2 separate regions of the Mus musculus genome follow, and region 1 is linked to region 2. Evidence: chromatin loops called from intact Hi-C (ENCODE). Cell type or tissue: heart. All regions are shown on one strand. Each heading gives the region's core, and the rest is flanking DNA. Links, peaks and the distances in the headings are about the cores only.

What was found. Hi-C counts contacts between places; a loop is a spot of excess contacts. Peaks named below come from ENCODE experiments on the same cell type or tissue, not always from the same donor. Only the 100,000 strongest peaks of a DNase experiment are listed, where the experiment ranks them.
Region 1: it touches region 2 in a loop (15-fold over the local background); 24 of 42 quality-filtered maps call a loop at or near these places.

The regions. Positions count from the first base shown.
Region 1 is chr4:105,117,092-105,128,460 of GRCm38, forward strand. No RefSeq gene overlaps it. Among named protein-coding and RNA genes, the nearest start is that of Prkaa2, 13 kb to the left of the region's middle. In heart, for the core only: a CTCF peak has its summit at 5,583 (motif pointing left); a DNase peak (open chromatin) is centred at 5,590.
Region 2 is chr4:104,907,340-104,918,708 of GRCm38, forward strand. Fyb2 (FYN binding protein 2) reads left to right here and starts at 6,222. Exons shown (of 20, transcript NM_001162980.2): 1 at 6,222-6,351. The coding sequence starts at 6,343. In heart, for the core only: a CTCF peak has its summit at 4,509 (motif pointing right); a DNase peak (open chromatin) is centred at 4,522; H3K4me3 peaks cover 635 bases; H3K27ac peaks cover 289 bases; H3K27me3 peaks cover 1,936 bases.

The DNA.
Region 1 (11,369 bases), core at 2,081-10,080, 210 kb after region 2:
TCCTGACCCCTCATGGATTCTGCGACTATCTCTGCGACTACTCTGAAGCTGCGGAGGTCTGAGTAAGTGGACAGCACCCGCACCTTGCAGTGATTATCATCTCTGTTACAGCTGTCCTTGGGAATTAAAACAATCCCTGACAAAACCAACAGCGTGTGTATTATTTGGAGCTTTTTCGAACACACTTTTAATGACCTCAAATGGGTATTAATGCTTCGACTGTTAGTTCAATCCTGTTAGCCTTAAGCACAAAGCTTTAGATGATTAATTAGTGCAAACAAGATAAATTAGGTAATTCCAAATGTTTTTATAAATAACAAAATATTTCTCCGTCTAAGGAAAAAGACTTTAAAGCTTTGCCAGAGAACTCAGTTTTCAAATTGAACTCTGGTATTTGAAGGTTCTTAATTCTCAAGTCTCAGGTTTTGTATTAGCCTTAAAACTTTCACTAATGAATGTTGAATAGCTGTTTTTAAAATACCGTTGTGTTTAAAGTGCTATGGAACTATCTATCAAACCAACTTAAATCCCCAGGCTCTGTGAGTGCACTGCTCCTTTGTTCTAGACAACATTTCTTCTTTAGTGACATTGAGTGGCCAGCAAGCATCTCAGTGCATTCACTGGTGGTGAAGTAAGGAGAAAGCCAGGCGCTGCCCTTTCCTTATTTTCACTCAGAATGGTAGCATCTGTTGAAGAAAGCCCAGACCTTCACTGGAGACAGGAAAGCAGCCCTTACTTAATACTCTTATAATAGGTATAGGGGTGGTTACTGTGGGGGTTAATGGAAGAAAAGAGATTGAAATCAACTCCCAAAAGGTCTCTGTCTACACAGGTGGGGTGTATTGTTAGATGGAATACTGCTAATCAACTAGGGAAATTCCTTGCTAAACTGATATAAGATTTTCTGGTGACAGCATGGCATGTGATCAGACATTACCTGGAAGAGAGGGAGTGGAGGGTAAGGGATTTGATTAGATAGTGGGGTTGAGCATTCTTGTTACAACTGGCCTCTTAAGGACATGCCCAACAATGAGGCCCAACTGGACTCTGATAAGCAAGTGTTTGTCACATTCTAGCAGTCTCCTGCTAGAATCAGCCAACCATAAAAGACAATGTAATGCTAGTGGTGGGTGCTGCCTGGAAACCCAAAGCTAAGTCAATAATCTCAGAGAGAAGAGGAAGAGACTGACCAAGCACTTGTACTTAGTTGTCAGAGAAAGTCTGGGAATGCAGCATTTGAGAATCATGTAAAGGGAGACTTATATGAATGAAGGCACTTCTGGAATGTTATGGATAAATCCATCTCAGACAGAAGGAACAGCAAGTTCACAACACACAGCATATACCAGACGACCGGAGAGAAAGCTCGTCCAGAGCTTAGATATGATTCATTAGCACAAACATGAAAGAGGGTCGAGAAGTTCACAGTTAGAAGGGATGCATCAGGAGACGTTCAAACAGGAGAATGACACGATGATGTGACTAATGTAAAGGGTCCGTTGGTGTGTTTATGTGGAAAACTGTCTAAGCAGTGAGAGCAATGATACAAGAATTGATGCAAGGCTGTTGTAGACCAGATGAGAGCTGATATAGGTTTACTGGGATGGTCTAGTGCAGATGAAGAAAGGCACTAAAATACAGTAGAAAGACTGAAGATAGTACATAAGGTTGCTGGTGGCTGAATGAAATGTATAAAGATCAAAAAGAGAAGAACCAAAAACTTGGCTCTCAGGGGCTTGAACCTAAGGCCTCCTCTACTGGGCAGCCTCTCTTCCATGTCTATAGCTCAACTGAATGTTTTTCCTTTTGATTTTACAAAAGGGATATAATTTTTTTTTCTGAAAAATTAGGGATGGGAAGGGAATTGTTAGATGACAAACTTCTGCTTCAACTGTGGTAAGTTCATAATGCCTTATAGGAATCCAGCAAGGCTTGTGGTCAACCGCAAAAGGGCACAATGGAGAGGAAGGTCTATCTAATCTCAAAATGTAAGTACATGTTCACTTTTTTCTCAGTACTCTGACGAGGTAGCTGATAATAGCAACTTAAGGAAAGGTTTGTCTTAGCTCACAGTTGAGGGTGTGGTTCATTATTCTGCAGAAAGGTGAGGCAGCTTGTTAGACTGCATCCACACTTGGGAGGTATTGGGGGGATGAGGGTAGACTCCCTCTTTCCTTTTCCATGGAACAGTGCTACCCACATTTAGGATGAATCTTCACACTTCAGTTAACTTGGTCTAGAAATTCCTTTACAAATAAGCCCAGATGTTTGCCTCTTTGGTGATTCTAGATCCTGTCAAGTGGACAATAGTAACCATGACGGCGTTTCAGAATCATCCACCTTTATACGCAGGACTAGAGTTCAGTCTTGGATTTACTTTGGAAGTGAATATAGAGAGCAAAGGAAGAGATAGCAGGATTTATTTATTCCAGATTTGGAGACATGGAAAAGAAGAGGTGCCATCGAAGGTCTCTAAGGAATGCCCACTGAGTTAGGTGGAAACTTAAGATGTGTTACCAGTTATTTCAAGACACTGTTATCTACTCTATCTAATGCAGCCAAGATATCAGAGGTCAAGATAATGGAGAGTTTCTAATGGGTTTGATGACTTTGACAAACCACAAGGAAAGTAATGAAGATGAACTTGTAAGTGAAATTAGTTTCTGGAAAAAAGGGAAGAAGTATATCTATTAAGTTGGCTATGAAAAGGAGCAGAGATGTATTTGAGGTGTGGGTATTCCTGCCTCTGTGTGTGTGTGTGTCACACATACACCCTGCACTCATTTGTGCATGCATGGTGCATGTGTGGATGTGGGAAGAGTGTTGGTCCTTGTCTTCCATCTTGTCGGAGGCAAGGTCTTTGGTTGTTTTCCCACTGCACATGCCAGGCTAGCTGGCCCGTGAGCTTCTGGGATTCTCTTGTCTCTGCCTCATCTTCCTATGGGAATGCTGGGATTGCAGGTGTTTGTACTTTGCATCTGGCTCTTTTTTTTTTTTTTTTTTTTTTTTTTTTTAAAGGTTGGGTCTGAGAACAGGAACATAGTCCTCATGCTTAGGCAGCAAGTACTTTTACCCAGGGAGCCATCTCCCCAGCTCCACATATTTGAATTCAACTATGAAGACAGTAGCAATAGCAAATAAATAAGTGGAGACAAAGAGAGTTCTTGTTTGATTTTGTTTTTTTAAGATGAAGAAAACTATAGCATGTTGGTATGCTGATGGGCTTGCCCAAGCTGAAAGGGAAACCTGCTAATGTATAAAAGAGTGAGTAACCTGAGAACAGGTAGCAATCCTCTCAGTGTGACAGCCCTCCCGGGCTTCATCACTCTACTCTCCAGGAAACTGCACTCCAGTGAAAACCGTGTGTAGTCAGTAAATTTAAAAACTGAACTAAGCGCTATGCCAAGTGCCTGGGAAGGACCGACTACACAGTGCAGAGCAATGCATTAGAGGCTCTTGCTCTCCATCAGGGATCGAATGATGAGAACTCATTCTAGTGGAAGCCTCTATAAGGAAGGAGGCGAAGGGGATGGAACTGAGAAATAAAGAGGATAAACAGAAACTGATGAATACTTATGGGTAAGGGGAAAATGGCTTTCTGGCTCAGTAGTGCAGGAGGATGGATCACATGAAGCACGTTTTGTAGCTTATCACTCCCTTCCCCAAACGTGTTCAAAGACTTTATGTTACCTAAAGATTAACATGCAAAGATAGGTAGCCTAGTCTAGGCACCTCTTAAATCAATCGTCTGGGTGTGCTTTTTATTTTATTTTATTTTATTTTACTTTACATACTTCCTTAGAATTCAAAACCATAGTGGGCAAAATTCAGCTTGAAAAAAAATCACTACAAAATAATTTTCCATCGAAAGTCTAAATGTATGGTTTCTTATGATGTGTGGTCCTGCCAGCTTTGACTCTTACCTTATTTTTCCTGATGCAGCAGTTCTAATAGTCTAACAATGTGTTGTTTAATAATCAATACCTATGTCAAACTCCCTTCAGTTCTGCTTTGAAGTCTGCTTTTCCCTACTCTTGCTATCAGGGTTAAATTCCCTTCTTTGATACTCGTCACAATCTACTTCACAGACATCTCCATGTCTCTCGAAACTCACCTCCCTCGTGAATCCGTCCCTCACACGCCCACATACAACCAATCAGTCTGTCTTTAGCAACACCATCTGCCTTGAGTATATTTAATTAAACCCACCATTGGATCTGCCTGTTCCATGTCCAGTCACCATCTGCCAGGCCCTTGAGAGCAAGCACAATAAGCATGGTCCTGGATCCTTAGGAGCTAAATAAAGGAGTGGCACATGGGTGAAATTGAAGTTCCGGCAGAGCTTTTTCCTCAGTTTCCTGTCTCTTTAATTTAGAATTCCAGCAACAAAGAGTGCTGTGACATTATGCTCATTCTATCACACGCTCCTCTGCCTCCTCCTCCTCCTCTTCCTCTTCTTCTTCTTCTTCCTCCTCCCCCCTCCTCTCTTTCAGGTGTATGTGTCCTCTGCCCAAAATAATCAGGGGCATGACTTGTATCCTGATCATTTCATGTCTCTAGCATCTAGCTACTCAGTAAATGTCCCAGCAATGAGTTGTTTCACGGTGATCGGGTGGCTTTACCTTTTCAAGTCATCGTGCAATCGTGCTATCCTTTCTCACCATCACAGAGAACCTCTTGGTTATTCCTGGCAGAGATCAACCTTGACGCTGCGGAGAAAGATCTGTATCACTTTTGTTCTTAGACTTTTCTAGACCAGTTCTTCATTCTGACTGACTATAAAACCCTAGCCTTCCTCTCCGCCCCCCCACACACCACGAAACCAGCTCTTTTCATTGTATCCCTATTCATTTGCCACAACTCTATCCTCCCCTACTAACAGAACCATAAACCAAATACAGCTGCCTCGATCTGATGATTTTTATATATATTTTTTCTGTTAAACAATCAATAAGCTATTGCATTTACACTATTGTTAATACTTATAACTGCCGCTTGCCCTGCTGAGAATGCTTATATTATAGTCATTTTTAAAATATTTGGTAAATTAATAATGGAAGGAATGTTATTTTCACTGTCAAATGAAAGGCTGTGCCTCTTATGCAAAATTAGTTCACTCATATTTATAACTGTTTACATCCAAGAATTTATTGGTACAGACTAGAAGATACTGTCCTTCATGAACTAATTTCTAAGTAAAATGATAACTTTAGGGCTGGTGAGATGGCTCAGCAGGTAAGAGCACCCGACTGCTCTTCCAAAGGTCCTGAGTTCAAATCCCAGCAACCACATGGTGGCTCACAACCATCCGTAACAAGATCTGACTCCCTCTTCTGGTGTGTCTGAAGTGTACTTACATATAATCAAAAAATAAATCTTTAAAAATAATAATAATAACTTTATGTTATAAAGTATTCTTGTACCCGAAGCCTATGATAGCTCGGGCAGCAAACAGAAACGTGGCAGGTGCTGAGTTTCCCTTGTGGTTTGATGAAGTTCTACCTTCTCTGCATACTGCAGAACCCAAGTGACCCATACTTGCGCTAGCCGGTCCTTGGTGAACTTGTCCATCTGGCGCCCTCTGCTGGCCTCCTGAGCTTTGATGGACTTAAGTTTTCCTCGCCTAGGGACTATCCTGAACAGTAACAATTAATTACCCAAGGAGCTAAAGGGGTCTGCAACCCTATAGGTGGAACAACAATATGAACTAACCAGTACCCCCAGAGCTCGTGTCTCTAGCTGCATATGTAGCAGAAGATGGCCTAGTCAGCCATCATAGGGAAGAGAGGCCCCTTGGTCTTGCAAACTTTATATGCCCCAGTACAGGGCCAGGAAGTAGAAGTGAGTGGGAAGGGGAGCGGCGGGGAAGAGATATGGGAGACTTTTGGGATAGCATTTGAAAATGTAAATGAAGAAAATACCTAATAAAAATTGGGGGGGGGGGAGGCTGTCTTTTACTTGACAGCCCCTTACAATGCAGAAGCCATATCAGAATTTCCAAACAATGAGTCCACGGTGCTCAGGATGTCATTTGCAAGCTGCCACAGCAGTCATGCTTGCACGCCACAGAGTGGCTCCAGTCACGGGCCCTCTCACAGCCTGGGTCACACGCTGGTCCTAAGGAACATCTGATCGCCTAGAGCCTGGAGGAAACTTTTCTTTCTCCCACGTTGTGTTTCAGTGGTGTTTTCACTCCAGTGCCTCAGAAAGGTTCTCCCATTGCAGAGGGAGAAGTGGGAAGAAGTGGGGAGAAGAAGGTGCGCTGGGAGGAGATCCTTGCAAACGTGACATTTGGTATTTCAGCTTTAGTTCCCTTGAGAATTGTGGGCGGCATCCACAACGCAACCCTGCTTTGGTTTTTTGTTTTGTTTTGTTTTGTTTTCGTTATTGAATCCACCTGTTGGTTCAAGGAGATTAACAATTATAACATTTCCAGTACACTAGATTGTAGGTGGAGTGCAGAAAAGCTCAGAAACTACTGCCTAAAAAGAAATTTGCTTGAGGTGGTAGCACACACTTTAATCCCAGCACTTGAGAGGCAGAGGCAGGCAGATTTCTGAGTTCGAGGCCAGCCTGGTCTACAGAGTGAGTTCCAGGACAGCCAGGGCTATACAGAGAAACCCTGTCTAGAAAAAACAATACAAAACAAACAAAAACAAAAAAACTTTAAATTTTTTGTTTGGGGAACAATGAAAACAATAGCTTTGGGAAGTTCTTATTTTGTTTTACAATTCATTTTCATTGTTATGAAGTTTAGGTCTACTTCTTTTGATACAAAAGACTTTCCCAGGACCCATATTCTCAGGGCTCTTTCCAAAACAGGTATGTACATGTAAAGTCATTTTTTGTTTGTTTTTCGAGACAGGGTTTCTCTGTATAGCCCTGGCTATTATCCTGGAACTCACTCTGTAGACCAGGCTGGCCTCGAACTCAGAAATCCGCCTGCCTCTGCCTCCCGAGTACTGGGATTAAAGGCGTGCGCCACCACACCCGGCTAAGGGTACATTATTAACTGCTGTGTATTTCAGACTCAAACATCTTCCACTGAGTGCTTGCCACAAGGGTCCTCTGCATGGCTCTCCTCCTCATTCCTGGGCCCTTACTTCGCCTCTTAGTTAACCACTGAAGTCTTCTCTGCAGTTTTGAAAGCTGCCCATTTCCCATTGCATCTCTGTCCAAACTCTTAAACAAACCAACAAATAAAAAAAAAAACAAAACCCTCTTGCTTATTTCACAAGTTTAAAATTTATTTTACAAAGTTTGGATTCATTCAGAAAACCCCAGGCCTTTCTCATGAAAGAGTTGCCAAAGTGTCTAAGGAAGAAGGAACATGCCATTCTGGCAACGCCAACCCCTGACAGCATTTTCTCAACACTGAATAAAGAGTGCTCTTTTCTCTAGGTCATGGAAGAGAGTGGCGTAAACATTTATTTGTGGATTGGCAATTGAATCGCAGGTACTGAGAGGTATCAGATGAGGCGCTTTTTCCACTGGCTATAGAGAAATGAGTAGCTTATATGAATTGGAGAAATGAATTCCTAGTTTGGCTAATAGCACATTCTACACCTTGTTTCCTGCTCAATCAATGGGGCATTTTTGTGGAACTAAGCCAAAGAGTTTTATGAATAGTTCTTTACTTTGCTCCATCTGTTAGGAACATTTTTTTTCAAATATAAATGAAAAATAAATCCCTTACAAAAATGTGTGTGTTCTCAGTCTGCTGCTGGGAGCTCAGTGCTTGGCTTTTCGGCATGGTGTCTTAGTTGAGTCTGCATCTGCTAGAACACTCCTAATAGAGACGATCTGTAGACAGAAACACCTTGTTCTTATTGTATTGAAAATATTTCTCAGGTTTAAGTCAAGACTTCCAATATTTCAGCTGTTCACTATTTGGGGAAGGATAGAGATAGGGTCTTGCTATATATAGCCTTGGCTAGCCCGGAGCTCACCACGGACTTGAATTCCAAGCAATCCCCCTGCCTTAACCTTTTGAGTACTGGGACTATAAGCACATACCACCATGCCTGCTGTGTAAACTATTTTTAGTTACTATGTTTCCCTTACTATAGAGTTAAGATCCTTAATTAAAATCATCTCTGCTGGTAGGGGAACGGCTCAGTCAAACCAAAGAACCTATGTGAAAAAGACCAGGAATGTGGGGTGGTCTGCGATTACAGTTCCAACACTGGGAAGGCAGAAGTAGGAGGATCCTTGGGGTTTGATGGCCAGCTACTCTATGATGGCCAGCTACTCTAGGCTAACTGATGAACTCCAGGCCAAGAGAGGCTCCGTCTCAAAAGAGGTAGATAGCATTCCTGAGGATGGTCCCCAGGGTATCTTCATGCCTCCACATGCAAGCACATGAGTGCAGATAGAGAACACATACTCACATGAAAATATTCATCACAAGTTGTTGCTTCATGAGATAAGCCATGTGGGTTTTGGATAATTAACTCAGTCTACACTGTTACTACATTTTTATGAGTAATAAAAAATATACAGCAAAGTCACTTGACTAAGAATTAACAAATCTTTGACCTAAGAATTGACATTTATCGGAATGTTCAAAAGTAATCATGAGCAATTAAGTTTCCTGTATCAAGATGACTCAGCATGTAAAACTCATGAGCAAAATCTGTTTTCTTTGAGAGTAGATACATTAAAACAATATTTGCTATGTAATCTATCGAAAACAGGCAGCAGAATTGGAAGGCTGTAGTCTGGGAGAGCGGGGGAATTGCAGAAAAGATGCTTCAATATTATTTCTGGATGACTTGTAAAGATGCAATTTTGTATAATCTATTTCCTCGCTTCACTGTGAAGTTCAAATCGTGAAAATACACAATGGAGCCAAGGGAGTTCAGCAATCATTTTGTAGATATTGAAATGTTTATTATATGTTGAATGGTAATAGAAACCAGTTTGCAGTCTACTGTTTCCATCTTCTTTTCTTTTCTTTTTTTTTTCTTTTTGGAATTATATCAGCTTTCTCATTCCTTTACATTATTATCTGTTCTTTGCCGTAAAGTCACTGCATTACACAGCCTATTTGAAATCTTTTTAATAGCCTACTAGGATAACAGTTCTCCTGACAAGTTAATAAATACATAATGTCAATCTCCATAGCTTTTCACAATAAACAAATCACAAGAGATAAGTGTAAGAAGAATCTGACTCAACAACTGATGTTCGTTGGTAGCATAGTAAATGGATAGTGAATATATCCCTGAGATATTTCCAAATGTAGAAAAACTCTTTTCACGGATTGCATGCTTTCTGTCTCTGTGTTTATCAGCAAGAAAATAGTGTATATCAAACAAAAGGTATTCATTTCCATTTATTTAAAATAAGACAGCTTCACTGGTATTTTAAAACTGCTTAGCAGATAGGAGTCTTCCAGTTGAAAGCCAGCTGATTTCTTTAAGTCCTGTGACCGATGTGTATGGTGCCTTCAGTAATAGAGCCTTGTCATCAAGTTCTGATGGGCAGTCAGGATAACGACAGTAGCCTTCATTTTTCTCTGGGATTCCTTCCCCCGTTGTGCCCAACCTACATCTTGAATGGAACTATCCCAAACCTGGTGCTGGGCTTTTCCTTTGTTGATCTATGGCTCCTAGAAAGGTCACCATTCCTTTAACTCTGTGTGAAGGTGTGCTTGCAAGCGTGTGTGTGTGTGTGTGTGTGTGTGTGTGTGTGTGTGTGTGTGTGTAAAACAGCAGATTGTTTATTCATTTTCTCATTCCCTCCTCCTTCCTATCAAGCTGCCTGGGAAGAAAATTCATGAACAGTCTTACCTCTGAACACTGGATGTTACAATAGCAACTAGATATCCCCATGGCTACAATAATGGTACAAATATCATAGAGGCAACCAATCACTTTCTGATTGGATTTAAGGCCATCCCACAGCAGGAAACGCATGCGTGGTGCTGTAATCTGGCCAAGACCCCATGGATTGGAAGCTCGTGGTATTATTTTGCTAGACAGGCACCAAACTCATGAATCTCTATGCTCACAGATTAGTGGAACTCTCAGTCTTCATCAGAGAAGCATGATGGTTAATACAAAGACTCACAATGGGTCAAAGTACCGAAGGCAAGTGTCTGTGGACTACTCCGCCATAAACGAGACATCAGTGTCACACACCCTCTCTTCAAGATTCTGAGTACACTAGCAAAGAGGGAAGCAGAAAGATCGTAAGAGTCGAAAGTCGGAGGTCAGATGTCACTAAGGTAAAACAGCATCTTCTGGACAGGACAGGAGGATCCCACTCATGAACTCATGGCAGCTGTGGTTATAAGACAGGACCCCTGCAAGATTTAAGTGTTTGTGGATCTGTCACAGAGGCGAGAGGGACACAAGAGTCCATCCCTCGATGATGAGCTACTGACAGGCAATAGCTGCCTGGGGAGGGAAAGTCAACTTTCTTTATGGATGTGATCTCTGGTAGGTTGATCACGTCCCGGGGGATGGCCCTGCAGGCATGTATGTACAGACTCAGTAGGTTATATAACAAAATAACATTTTTATATAACGATAAGACATTAAGTTGAAAGGGGGCTATGGGAGGGAGATCCAGGGAAAAGTAGAGACAGGGAGTTAGGGTAGTTATCACAATATTAGATGCATGTATGACGTTCTCAAAATAAAAGTGTATTTATAAATAACAGAGGAAAGCAAAAAATAAAAGTCTCAGGTAGAGGAAGATGGGGAAGAAAATGGAAAATAAGTTAGCTTTCCTGTGTTACAGAATGTAAATAAACATATTTAAGTAAAATACTAATTATTAGCACTAAAACATAGCACCATGTTTTGTATTATTTGTGAGTTTATTAAACCATTTAAAAAGCAATCATTGGCCGGGCATGGTGGTGCACGCCTTTAATCCCAGCACTCGGGAGGCAGAAGCAGGCGGATTTCTGAGTTCGAGGCCAGCCTGGTCTACAGTGTGAGTTCCAGAACAGCCAGGGCTACACAGAGAAACCCTGTCTCGGGAAAAAAAAAAAAAAAAAAAAAAAAAAGCAATCATTGACTGCCTAGTCTGTGCCAGAGATTTTTCTAGGTTCCAAATATATACCAATAAATAAATTTAAAGCTTCCAAAAGGATGACTATGCTTTCATCTTATGCTTTGCTAAGTACAAAATTAATGCATTCAATTGCTTTCTATAAACTTCCAGAATGGTTGCCAAATTGTGATTTCCTTTATAAGTTAATAAAAAACATTTTAAATTTAAATTTATATTTTCATGATTTAATTATTCTTGTTAGTTTGGAATATAATCATGCTAGTTTGTACACTTTTTCAGCTACTCTTTACTCTCCTACCCCATTCCCCACGCCGCTTGAGGCACTACCACATTAAAGGAGG
Region 2 (11,369 bases), core at 1,093-9,092:
ATGAAATTCTCAGAAAAAAAAGAAAAAAATTTCATCTTGCTAAATCACATGATAGTATGATACTGACTAACAGAAGCAGAAAATGAGAACACTAAATACTGGGTTGTATACTTTTCTCAAGCAAAGAAGAATCAAGACTTCTTATAGGTCTATAGACCGCCAAGATCATTCTAGGCTTTTCATCATTATATATAATCTACAAATAGGCATATATTGTATAGTAATTCATTCCATGTTTCTGATTGGTTGTCCATCCCTTCCTACCTACCTACCTGTCTGCCTGTCTGCTATAGAACCCTATTCTTCATTTTTAACCATCTTGTTTTATTTGATATCATATCGCTCAAGTCTTTTTAGGCCATCATGGGGGGAAGGAAAAAAACAATTCAGGAGAAGAAGGACGCCTGGGAAGAGCTGGATCAGTGGAGTATGGGGACCTGAGTCTGGATACTTCCTGCTCGTGGGAAAAGCCTGATGGTCAACTGCATGTCTGTGGTCCAGTGCTTGTGGGCAGAGACAGGCAGGCGTATGCCAGGGGCTGGCAGGCCAGGCATAGTTCATGTGCTCCAAGTTCAGTGTGAGCCCCTGTCCCAGGAATAAGGTAGCAAATGACAGATAAAGACACCTGATGTCAACCTCTGGCCTCCGCGTGCAACTACACACACACACACACACACACACACACACACACACCGTGGGGGGGGTGAAGAATTAAACCTGTGTGCTCGTACACCAGGGCATCTGCCATGATCTTTCTGATCTTGCTATCTTCAGTGAGAAGAAGGGAAACAACCCTGAAAACGCTGTCATGAAAAATAGAATACAATAGATGTTGTGTCACTTGTTATACAATAGACTTCCAATAAATTTAACTTCCTTTCCCCTTCCCTTCTTTCCCCTTTGAAAGTAGTCGGGATATAAATTATACATAAACAAATTACATGTTCTGCTGAAAGTCCTCAGACATGATTAATGTAACCAATAATAGTGTTAATATTAATAGTGGGTTACTCCAGCAGCAGCATCCTGACTGACAATCAATCTGTGCACCACATGACAGATCGTGCTCAAGGCTTACCCAGGGAAATGGAGAATGCACAGGCTTTCTTCCCACTTTCCCATGTTATATATATACATATATATATATTCCTTCGTCACTTTAGGGTATTGTGGATAAGCCATTACTTATGGTACAAAGTGTAAGTAATACATTTGTCAAGAAATAAAAAACAGTGATGTGATAGGAAATATCTGAGGCTGAAAGGTTTGGAACAATCTAGAATGTGCCAGAATACAGTTGTCTGCTATTCACTGCCTGTTGCATTATCTTTTCCTGGAATTCACAAATGAATGTTTGTTCACTCCAGATAGGCTGAAACCAGGGACCAAAGTTGTGACTGTGCCCAAGTCTAGCTCAGTGATTCAACGAGTCTATTGAGCTTACTCACAGAAGCATAGGCGAGAGGTTCTTTGAAGGATGTAGGTGGCTCCCAAGGAGCTTCACCACTGAAGAGTCCCACCCCAGTGTGAGTGGTGACTTCCCTCAAACTGCAAATATGGAGTCCCCACTTCCGTTAACTCTTCACCTCCCAGCCAGGCAGTGGTGGCCCATGCCTTTAATGCCAGCACTTGGGAGGCAGAGGCAGGCCGATTTCTGAGTTTGGGGCCAGCCTGATCTACAGAGTGACTTCCAGGACAGTCAGAGCTATACAGAGAAACGCTGTCACAAAAAAACCAAACCAAACCAAACCAAACCAAACCAAAAAAAAAAAAAAAAAAAAACAAACCAAAACAACAACAAAAAAAAACCTCTTCACCTTCCTAGACCACAGGCAGTTTGGACAGAATTACAGCTAGGAGGTACAGCACAGAAGGCAGGGAATAGCTAGAATTTTAGGAAAGGATCTAAAGACCCTTCCAAAGCCCTCCTTCTATGAGTAAAAGTAAACAGGTCTGATTTTGTCTTTTGTAGATAGTCATAGGCTCTCTGGAGAAGATAATAATGACTTCTCCAGTAATGACTAATGAAGTTAGGCTTGGAGGGCAGTAGCCCAAAAAATAGATAGGACTTAAATGGGGGTGTGTGGTAGTTTGAATAAAAATGTCCTCCGTAGACTTGTAGGGAGTGGCACTACTAGAAGGTGTAGCCACGTTGGAGCAGGTGTAGAAAATTTGCCACTAGCAGGTGGACTTTGAAGTCTCAGAAGCTCAGGCCAGGTCTAATGGCTCACAGTCTCTTCCTCCTGCCTGCAGATCAAGATGTAGACCTCTCAACTCCTACTCCAGCACCATGTCTGCCCTCATGCTTCCATGCTTTCCACCATGACAATAAAGCACTAAATCTCTGAACTGTAAGCCAGCCCCAGTTTAGTGTTTTCCTTTGTAAGTGTTGCCTTGGTCATGGTATCTATCCACTGCAATAGAATTCCTCAGAGATGGGGCACACCGTGTCTCCTATAGGAAAAGCAAACCAAAGATATTAAAAGAAGATTTTGAGCCCAACTTCAGTCTATCTGTTAAGATCTCCCACCTCCCACTTTCAGAACTTAATTTGGGGGAACCTACTTTAAACCTTTAAGCTCTCAGACCCTGTAAGCTTATTGTTTGGTATTTCTTGAACATTGAAAGAAATGGCAAACAGGCTGGCTGCGAGGGTGGAGACTGGAGCCAGGCTATCAGGACTGGAATTTCTGTTCTTCCATTTGCTAAATGTTGCCCTTAGGAGACTACTTAACTTGTGTGTGCCTCAGTTCTCAACTAGAGAGTAGGGCTTATAATAAAGATAATTAGGGAGCAGTCTGCAAGGTCTATGGTCCTGTTTTCTGCAGACAATAGTCTGAGACATTTGCAATCAGCCATTTCCTCGTCCCTGGTTAACTGGAACTCATGGGGCAATTTCTCCTGGCCCGGGGCCAGAGTACCAGGTACTTGGTCAGATCGCATCTTTCTTGACTGAATAGTGTTCATTCCTAAGGTACAGTGAGATCTAGTTTTACTCAGGTCAAAATTCAGACCTCACATCTCCAACTCTTCACAGTGACTGTATTTGCTAGCTTTCCCCCTCCCGTGTCAGCATGTGTGATTTGTCTTCTGGTGGAGCTGGGCACCCACTCACTGGGACCAGCTCAATCACAGGATGGGGCTTGTGAGCAATTTGAGATCACTGCGGTTGAGGGTGGAGGATGAAACAGTGCTACCCCATTCCCGTAGCTAGGCGTGACCTGTGCATTGCAACATTGATAACAGTGATTTGAGGTAAGAGGAGAGAGGACAAGAGGAATGGCATGTGGGGTCTTGCGAAGTGCTAAGAACCTTGCCAGAGTTCAGATGGCCGTTAGTCCTGAAGTTAACCTTGCTGGCCTTCACTTTAAAGACAAAGAACATCACAGAGGGACTTAGTGGGAACTGTATTTTCCATCTGCATCTTATGATAATTTTCAGGATGATACATGGTGCTAGGCGACTACTCTCCTACCTCTCTCTTTTGTCTGTTTACTTAGCAATGTTTTTATTACTTATAATATCTAATACAACATAATGATAGATAATTATTGAAGAAATAATGTCCCCAAAAGTCCATACACATTTAGTTCTGATGTAATCCTCCTGGCATCTCCATTTCCCCAACCCCTTTCCCACTGGATTTTTCTGCCTCTGTAATTTCCTCTTCCCCTATCATCCCTTTGGCCTCAGTTAAGTCATGATGTTTGTCATCAAGAGATAAATGAGCAAGCGACATGACGCTAGTTAAAGCACTTGCTTCTACAAAGGACCTGGGTTCGATTCCCAGCACCCACATGGTGGCTTTCAGTGGTCTGTAACTATAGTCCCAGAAGATAAAAAACAAACAAACAAACAAACAAACAACCCTCTTCTGGCTCTGCATGCACTTCAGACCTGTACTGCACATAAATACATGCAGACAAAATACACACAGAAGAGTTAATTAATTTAAAAATTATACAATATATTTTGTTATACTCTTTCCCCTTCTCCACTGTGCCCAGATCCTGCCATTTCCACTCACTCAACATCATATTCTTTCTCTCTCTTAACACAAAAATCAGCCTAGATGTCCATCAACAGATGAACTGGTAATGAAATGGGTTACACATGCAAGGTGGAATTGTATTCAGTTGTAAAGTAAAACCAAGTTATAAAATTCATAGGAAAACATAGAAGTAAGAAACATTATATTGGTAACCCAGGCTTAGAAATAAAACTACCTCTTCCTTGCCCACATGCAGATCCTAGCTTCTAAATGTTAACTACAGTTAGATCGTAGTAAGTATAGGAAAAGGCCAGGAAATTCAAAAGAGCCCAAGGGAAGGAGGAGGAGGCCAAGCCTACTGGCAATATAGTCCCCACGCCCAACAGCTAAATGAAGGTACCTCGTAAACACTAGGACTCACCACTCTAACTAGTTTAGGGCCAAACCAAAGGAAACCTCTAGGAGACCCTGAAGCCCTGCTTATCCTCGGCCATGTAGGCTGTCCTGACGCCACCAGGGGGAGCCCTTGTGTTGGGACCATGGGGATGTTGGAGGCCCAATGGCCCCTGGGGCGCAGAGCTGTGCTGAGCATAGGTCATAAAGGACCCTTGGCCTTGAGGAAAGACAGCAAAGGACTGTGAGCAGTGCTGGGCAAAGTGAAAATCGTGCAGTCGGTTACCTCTTAGGGGACAAGCAAGCAGTACTTCCTACCTACTCTCCTTCCCCTGCTCCTGTCAAGACAAGGGAATCTTATTATTTTAAGACTTTTTGTTTCCATTATAAATACTGTTTATTATGAATTTCTGTGTTCAATACACAAAATAAAATTTAAGTATTTAAGGTAATCATGGGATATATACAATTTATTCTGATTATTGCTAAAATCATGTTCACATTCAAGCCTTGAAGTCTGAGGAGCCAGTGTTTATACATGGAAGCATGCTGTCTAATGTGTATCTCACATAGGGTCTGACAGTGACTCTGGAGTGGACAAAGTACTGGTCCCATGTCTCGCCTACCCAACAGTGGGTGTTGTGTGGTAGTCAGCACACCTTCACTGTCCTCTCAGTGTTGCAGCGTCTCAGGGACGCCTCGATGGCCTACGGTTACCGACCTTTTTTAAGACTTTGAAAGCCAGGCATGGTGGTGCATGCCTTAAATCATAGCACTAGGGAGACACAGGCAAATAGATCTCTGTGAGTTTGAGGCCAACCTGGTCTACACAGTGATAGCCAGGATAGCCAGGGCTATAAACAGAGAAGACAACAATAATGATTTGGTTGGAGGCATTCCAAGTTATAATGTGAGTTTGAAGGCAGCTTGAGTAGGAGAACCTGCACCAAACAACAACCAAACAGACAAACAAACAAAAACATTTTTTTTTTTAGTCCATAAAAAGCAATGAAACTCAGCAGGCCGTATATAAATCAGAGCACCTGCCCACCTCCAATCCCCAGGACAGCTGAGAGATCTGCTGCCCCACCCCCACCCCCACCCCAAATCTAGGAACTGAAGTTTGGGTTTCCAGCCAGGATCAGCTCAGGCAGGAAACAGCAAAGAAATCAGAACCCGGAGTCATTGTCCATCAGAGCTCCTTTCCTTCAGCATCCTACCAGCATCACTCCGAGCTAGTTAAGGCCATCTCTCCAAGCTCCAGTTAGTGCCCTGCTAAAAGGAGGACAGCTGAACTTGATTCCAGGGCTACTTGTAAGAGCTAAAGGGATTCATGTCTTAAAACACCGCGACCATGCCTGTCTTTAAAAACAGGTGTAATTTATTTCAGCTTCCGCTCACCCCCCCCCCCCCCCCAATAAAAGCACCTGCCAGCTTAGCGACACTTAAGAGCTTTCTTTTCTAGGAGCCCTGAGCAGCTTTTGTGAAATTAAGTAGCCATCAGCAGGGGCGGAGTTGGGTGAGGGCGCTCACTAAAGGAGATCACGGTGTCCTGAGCTTTTTTTTTTTTTTTTTTCAGTCTAACTTTAGGGACAAGATGTACTCAGCTCTCAGAAACTCCCCCAGATGGGATGTGATGGGAGAGGACCCGACTCAGGCACAAAATGAAACCAGTGCAAAGGGAGTGATGGCAAGGAAGCCCGGGACCAGTGGCCTTCTGCCCACACACCGGCCCCTACCCCTATGCAGCAGGTCCGGCTGGCAGGATGGAGGCCCGCCCACCCGAGAGAGGGAGGAGCCACAGCCCAGGTGGAGCAGGTGAGGAGCCCCGGCTCCAGCTCCTCCGGGACAGGCGAAGTGACTGCAAGCTGGCTGGCGGAGGCGAGAGCATTGTTGGCCCCAGGATCCAACTCTGGGAAGCTGGCATTGTCTCCCAGTCGCTGCCTAGGAGGACCACAATGGAGGAGGTAAGGCACCCGCTCGCGTGTGGGCTGTAATCTTGCGAACTTTAGTTCCTTCCAAAGGAGGAAGCTCTAGGGAAAGAGCTGCCAGTGTGTCCTGGGCCGGGCCAAACATGTCAGGTGTCCCGCTATGAAACTGGCATGCTGGCCTTGCTCAGGCAGCCTGTGCCCTCTGTCTCTATAGAACCCGAGGAGCTCTCTCTAACTCAGGGCACAGTTCAAGTGCCTGTCACTTCATTGTTGACTTTCCTTCTCTGTCCGGCCTCTGCGGTGGCAGATGGGTGTCCAGGTTCAAGGACAGAGCATGACTCTGGGAAAAGGTAGCCTCGTAGTAAGTGATATGCCCTGTGGCATTTTTTACATCGCTGTTCCCTAAGAACTCTGTGGGCTGGGGCAAAAGTGCTAATGCCCTTGAGCCCTAGGGATCTATCTCACTTAAGTGAGACCGAAGGTGCATGAAAAAACAGAGCCCAGGCTTGCGGTAGCTCCAGAGGCTGGGGTGTTGAAAAGCTAAAGCCAGTCTGAGCCACACAGGGGGACACTGGAGGATTTTGGTTTTGACAAAAGCAACGCGAGGGTTTGAATGGCTTCGATCAGCTGGATGCTGTTAGCATAGTCAGAGATTTTGCCTGGCTAACCCCATCCCTTCTAGTCCTTGCCCTGCTGTTCTGTTAGTGACTTGCATTTCACAGATATATACAAGCATGTTGTGCCATGTCTCTATTACATATTTGGGAACAAAGTTATTTACTATTGAAATTGTGTTACTTCCCACCCAGATGTTTGGTTTACAGTCAGGATGGTGGATTCGCTCATCTGTGGCTGGCAAGGATTGCTCTGGAGTTTTAAAGGGGTGCTTGCATCTCTGGCAACACTGGTACCTCTGGTGGTTCACACCATTCAGTTAGTTGAGTTTTGGAAAGGGGGAGCCAAGAACCCCAGTTCCAGCCCATTTGTGGTGCTACCATGTTTAGAAACTACTTCCTTTAGTGGGGTGGGGGAAATTATTTTATTTAGAAAGGGTATGGATTTACAGCCCAGACTGGCCTCAACCTTTTAAATGCTTGAATTACAGGCAGGTGTCACCATGTCAACCTCTATTGGTCAACTTTTGGGACCTTCTTCCGAGTTGGCAACTTGCCAGGCTGAACTGATTCAGCCTGTGGATTCAGAAAAAAGAAAAGAAAAGAAAAGCATTTACATTCTGCCCTCTCTGGCTAGCCAGCATCCGAACTGCCCACCACCACTTCTGCTTATCAACCTGATGGGACAAAGACCTGGAGGTCATTGTCCCTGGGGTTTTTAGGTGAAGAAGCTGAAGGGCAGTACATTATTGCTACATGGTATGGCACCACCAGTCAGAACAGGGCTAGGGCCTAGGCTCAGGTTGGTGAATCATAGCTCCTGGGAGCCGGCTCTAAGCCAGGCAGCAGGAGCAAGAATTAATTACTCCAGCCGAACAGACAGGATGTACAAAAAGTACCAAAGGACGTATTTGCTTCCTAGTAACATTTTATAGAACAAGAAAAATCAGTGCACGTCTTCCTCTGCTCAGAAAGATGAGGGGGAAGGACCCAAAGAGAAATATGGGTAGTTTCTCATCTGGAGAGGATCCATCTATTGTTTTAGAAAGCCAACGGAACATTCCTTTAAAATATATATATTTTAAAATATATATTATATATATATCACCTCCTTTGTATTGTCAGTTTCCTTTTTGGATACATGGATACAGTTAGGAACCAAATAGTCCCAAATCTCTGCGTTAGCCAGGCACACTGGTACATGAGTGTAGTTCCAGCACCTGGAAGGCTGAGGCAGGATCAAAAGTTCGAGATCAGACTCAGCTATGTAGCTGTATAAAACACATTCATGACACTTTATATACTAGTAAGAAAGGAGAAGGAAGCGAAACTCTAAGGGTTAAACGGTAGCTAATGCAATGCAGACATTCGAAGCAGAGAAGGCTCTAAGGTCATGAGACAACCGAGGAGACTGCCACTTTAAGGGGCACAGTGTCAAAGGTCAATAAATATGAAGAAGAAACTGAACAGAGACTTTAAGTTAGAGAGTGGTTGTGTGGATGTTTTGGGGGAAAGATTCTGTTGAGATGCATAGTTCATCTAAGCTTCTTTGATGAAGAGCAAGCAGCCAAGTGTACGCTAAAGAAGCAAGGCAAGCAAGGGATAGAAGCTCACATCATAAAGGGCGTGGAACCCTTAGTGGAAACCAGCTTTGCCCGACGATGGCAAGTAGCTATGTGGCACCATCTGGCTTCCATTTCCTAAGAGTCAGGTGGCTGGAGTTTGGAAATGAGATGGCCAGAAGTGAGAGAGCAGCAGCTGGCTGGCCTGGTAGAGGGAAGGTGCTTAGATCTAAGAAGAAGTGGCTCAGGCTTGGCTTAGCAGGGACGGTGGTTACAAGTGTCAGATTCGGGGTCTCAGACTTTGGATGACTGAACCAACCATGTTTTGGCTTTATAAGGCACAGAAGCGGCTTTCATTTGGCAAAACTACTTTGAGCTGTGACTCTTGATCTTTTATCAGCCATGTGTGGCGCTATACAGGTAAATGAATATTCTAAGTGTTCTCTGTTGCTAAGCAATGAGTTTTAGTAGGATGGGTGCATCAACTGTGTTTTTAGCTTACGATATGGTATTTTCTACTCACCATGGGATTGCTGTGCCATTATCCTGTGGTAAGTCAAGGTGCATCTGTATGCTAAAGGTAGAGTCATCGAGCTATGCTGACTAGAGAAGGGAAGGAGGGAGGGAGAGGATTGCTGATGACCCAAAGGCACAAAGGCTGAGCTTGAGGAAGGAAGGAGCCAGCGGTTTTTTTTTTTTTTTTTTTTTTTTTTTTTTTTTTTTTTTTTAAGAGATGACTTAATACTGAGCAGTTTAGAAGGAGACCAGGAGTCAGTTTTAGACATGGGATGATTGAAGGGCTAATTATACAGAGGAATACTCAGCCTCAGAGTTCACCGGAGAGGTTGAAGCAGGAGAATAATCAGAATGATATCAACATTAGAACAGTGCTGACGATGCGTAGGTGTTTAAGACCCATAGTGTTAAAACTGACCTCACATTCTCCAACATCCTCCTCAGGAGATGAACGCAGGCTCCCTGTACTGTGTCTGGGCAAAACGGCAGGCTGCCTTGAACATTGTAGGTTGTCACATTCGGCACTGTGGGACTTCACAGACTCCGAAGAAGCACTGTTCCCATCTTGTTTTGAGAACTGAGTCTTACAGCCCTGAGCTAGGTCAGCAGCCCTTGCCCTGACGCTTCCATGCTGAAGATGACCTCATGCACACCCGAGCTGGCAGTTCTGGATGAGCCTAGCTTGCTAGCCTTCCTGCAAGGCTTTCCTCAGGGTCTCACAGACCGCACCAGCACCAGGCAAGCCCCACAGAGTGGCTTTCATCAACGCCCTGTGGATAGAAAACTCACCCAATTGGGGCATGTTAATATTCTCCTTCTATACTATTGGGCGATGCAGAAGGCGGGGTTTATGTTCTTTTTAGGTCACTTAATTTTCTGTTGTTTGGTTCTGTATTAGGTAGAAAAACAAATGGATACCTTTAGGTTTTTTTGTTTGTTTGTTATTAAAAGAAAAGTTATTTATATCTGGGCATAGTAGTACACACCTCTAATCCTAGCATTTAGAAAGCTACGGCAGGAGGACTGTAAATTTAAGGCCAGCCTGTGCTACATAGTGAGGTTCTAGCTGAACACGCTGCCACACAGCTTTAATCCCAGCACTCTGGAGGCTAAGAATGTGGATCCCTGAGCTCAAGGCCAGCCTTATCGACAAAGCAGTTCCAGACCATTCAAGATGACATAGTGAGACCCTGTCCCAAACAAACAACAGCAAACATGTGTTTCTTATAAATATATGGTTTGGAGGAATTCTGTAAGAGTATGCTTTGAGCTGGCTCAATTGGCAAAGGGCTTGCCATGCAGGCATGAGAACCTAAACTCAATTTGCAGCACCCACGTCAAATGGCAGGCTTTGTGGTGTATGCTTGCAATTCTCAAACTGGGAAGCCAGAGACCTGAGGATCCCTGTGCTTGATGGACAGTTGTCTGGCACAATCTGTGAGCTCCAGGTTCAGTGAGATAGCTTGCCTCAAAAACCAAGGTGAGAGTGGTTCCTCAGGAGCCACATCTGAGGTTGCCCTCTGGTCTCCACATGCATATGCAAATATGTATCTGAGCACACAAATATGTACATGTACAAACATCACACACACACACACACACACACACACACACACACACACACACACTGCGGGGGCTGCTTTACAGACCCTCATACTAAAAAGTTGCTAAGTTCTTTTTCAAATGCAGAGTTAAGTGGTATCCTAGCCTGTGCTCTTGGCCAGGTGTGTTTTCCCTTGGTTCCAGTCTTGGCAAGAGAGAATTTTTGAGTTAGTGCTTACCAGTCAAGGTGTCACCACGTTTGATGGATGAGCTTGAACCACATTGAGAATCAAGCCACATTGAAGTTCACCTCTGCCCATTGGCAGCCAAGTGATTTGAGCAAGTGCTGGAGTTGGGAAATCTCTCAAAGTCCAACCAGTTTAACAACTCCCATTTTACAGGGAAATTTGAGTCCCCGGGCCAGAAAATGGGCAGCGGTTTGGAACTACCCAGCTAGTCTCTGTAGCTTGGATACCCTGTTCTTACTCACGTTGAGTTGGAAGATCTGCTTCTTAGCCCCGGCTCGTATAGACATTGAGCAGGCATCTTCCATGGGCCAGGCCCCACATTAGCTGACATCTAGTGCCTCAGCCTTTCAGAAGACTGTTAAAGAAAACAAATGGTAGAAAGTACAATAATGAAGATTATCCTTGCCTCGATGGTAGCAGTGTGGCTGGTGCCTAGCCCAGCATTGGGGACTTGTTTGAGGGGCTGCTGTCTGTACAGAATGTCAGAGAAGTGGGTAGCAATGTATCAGATGAAGAGTGGGGGTGGGTGGAGGGCAGCAGGACAGGATCAGGGGTACACAGTGTTGTTGGGT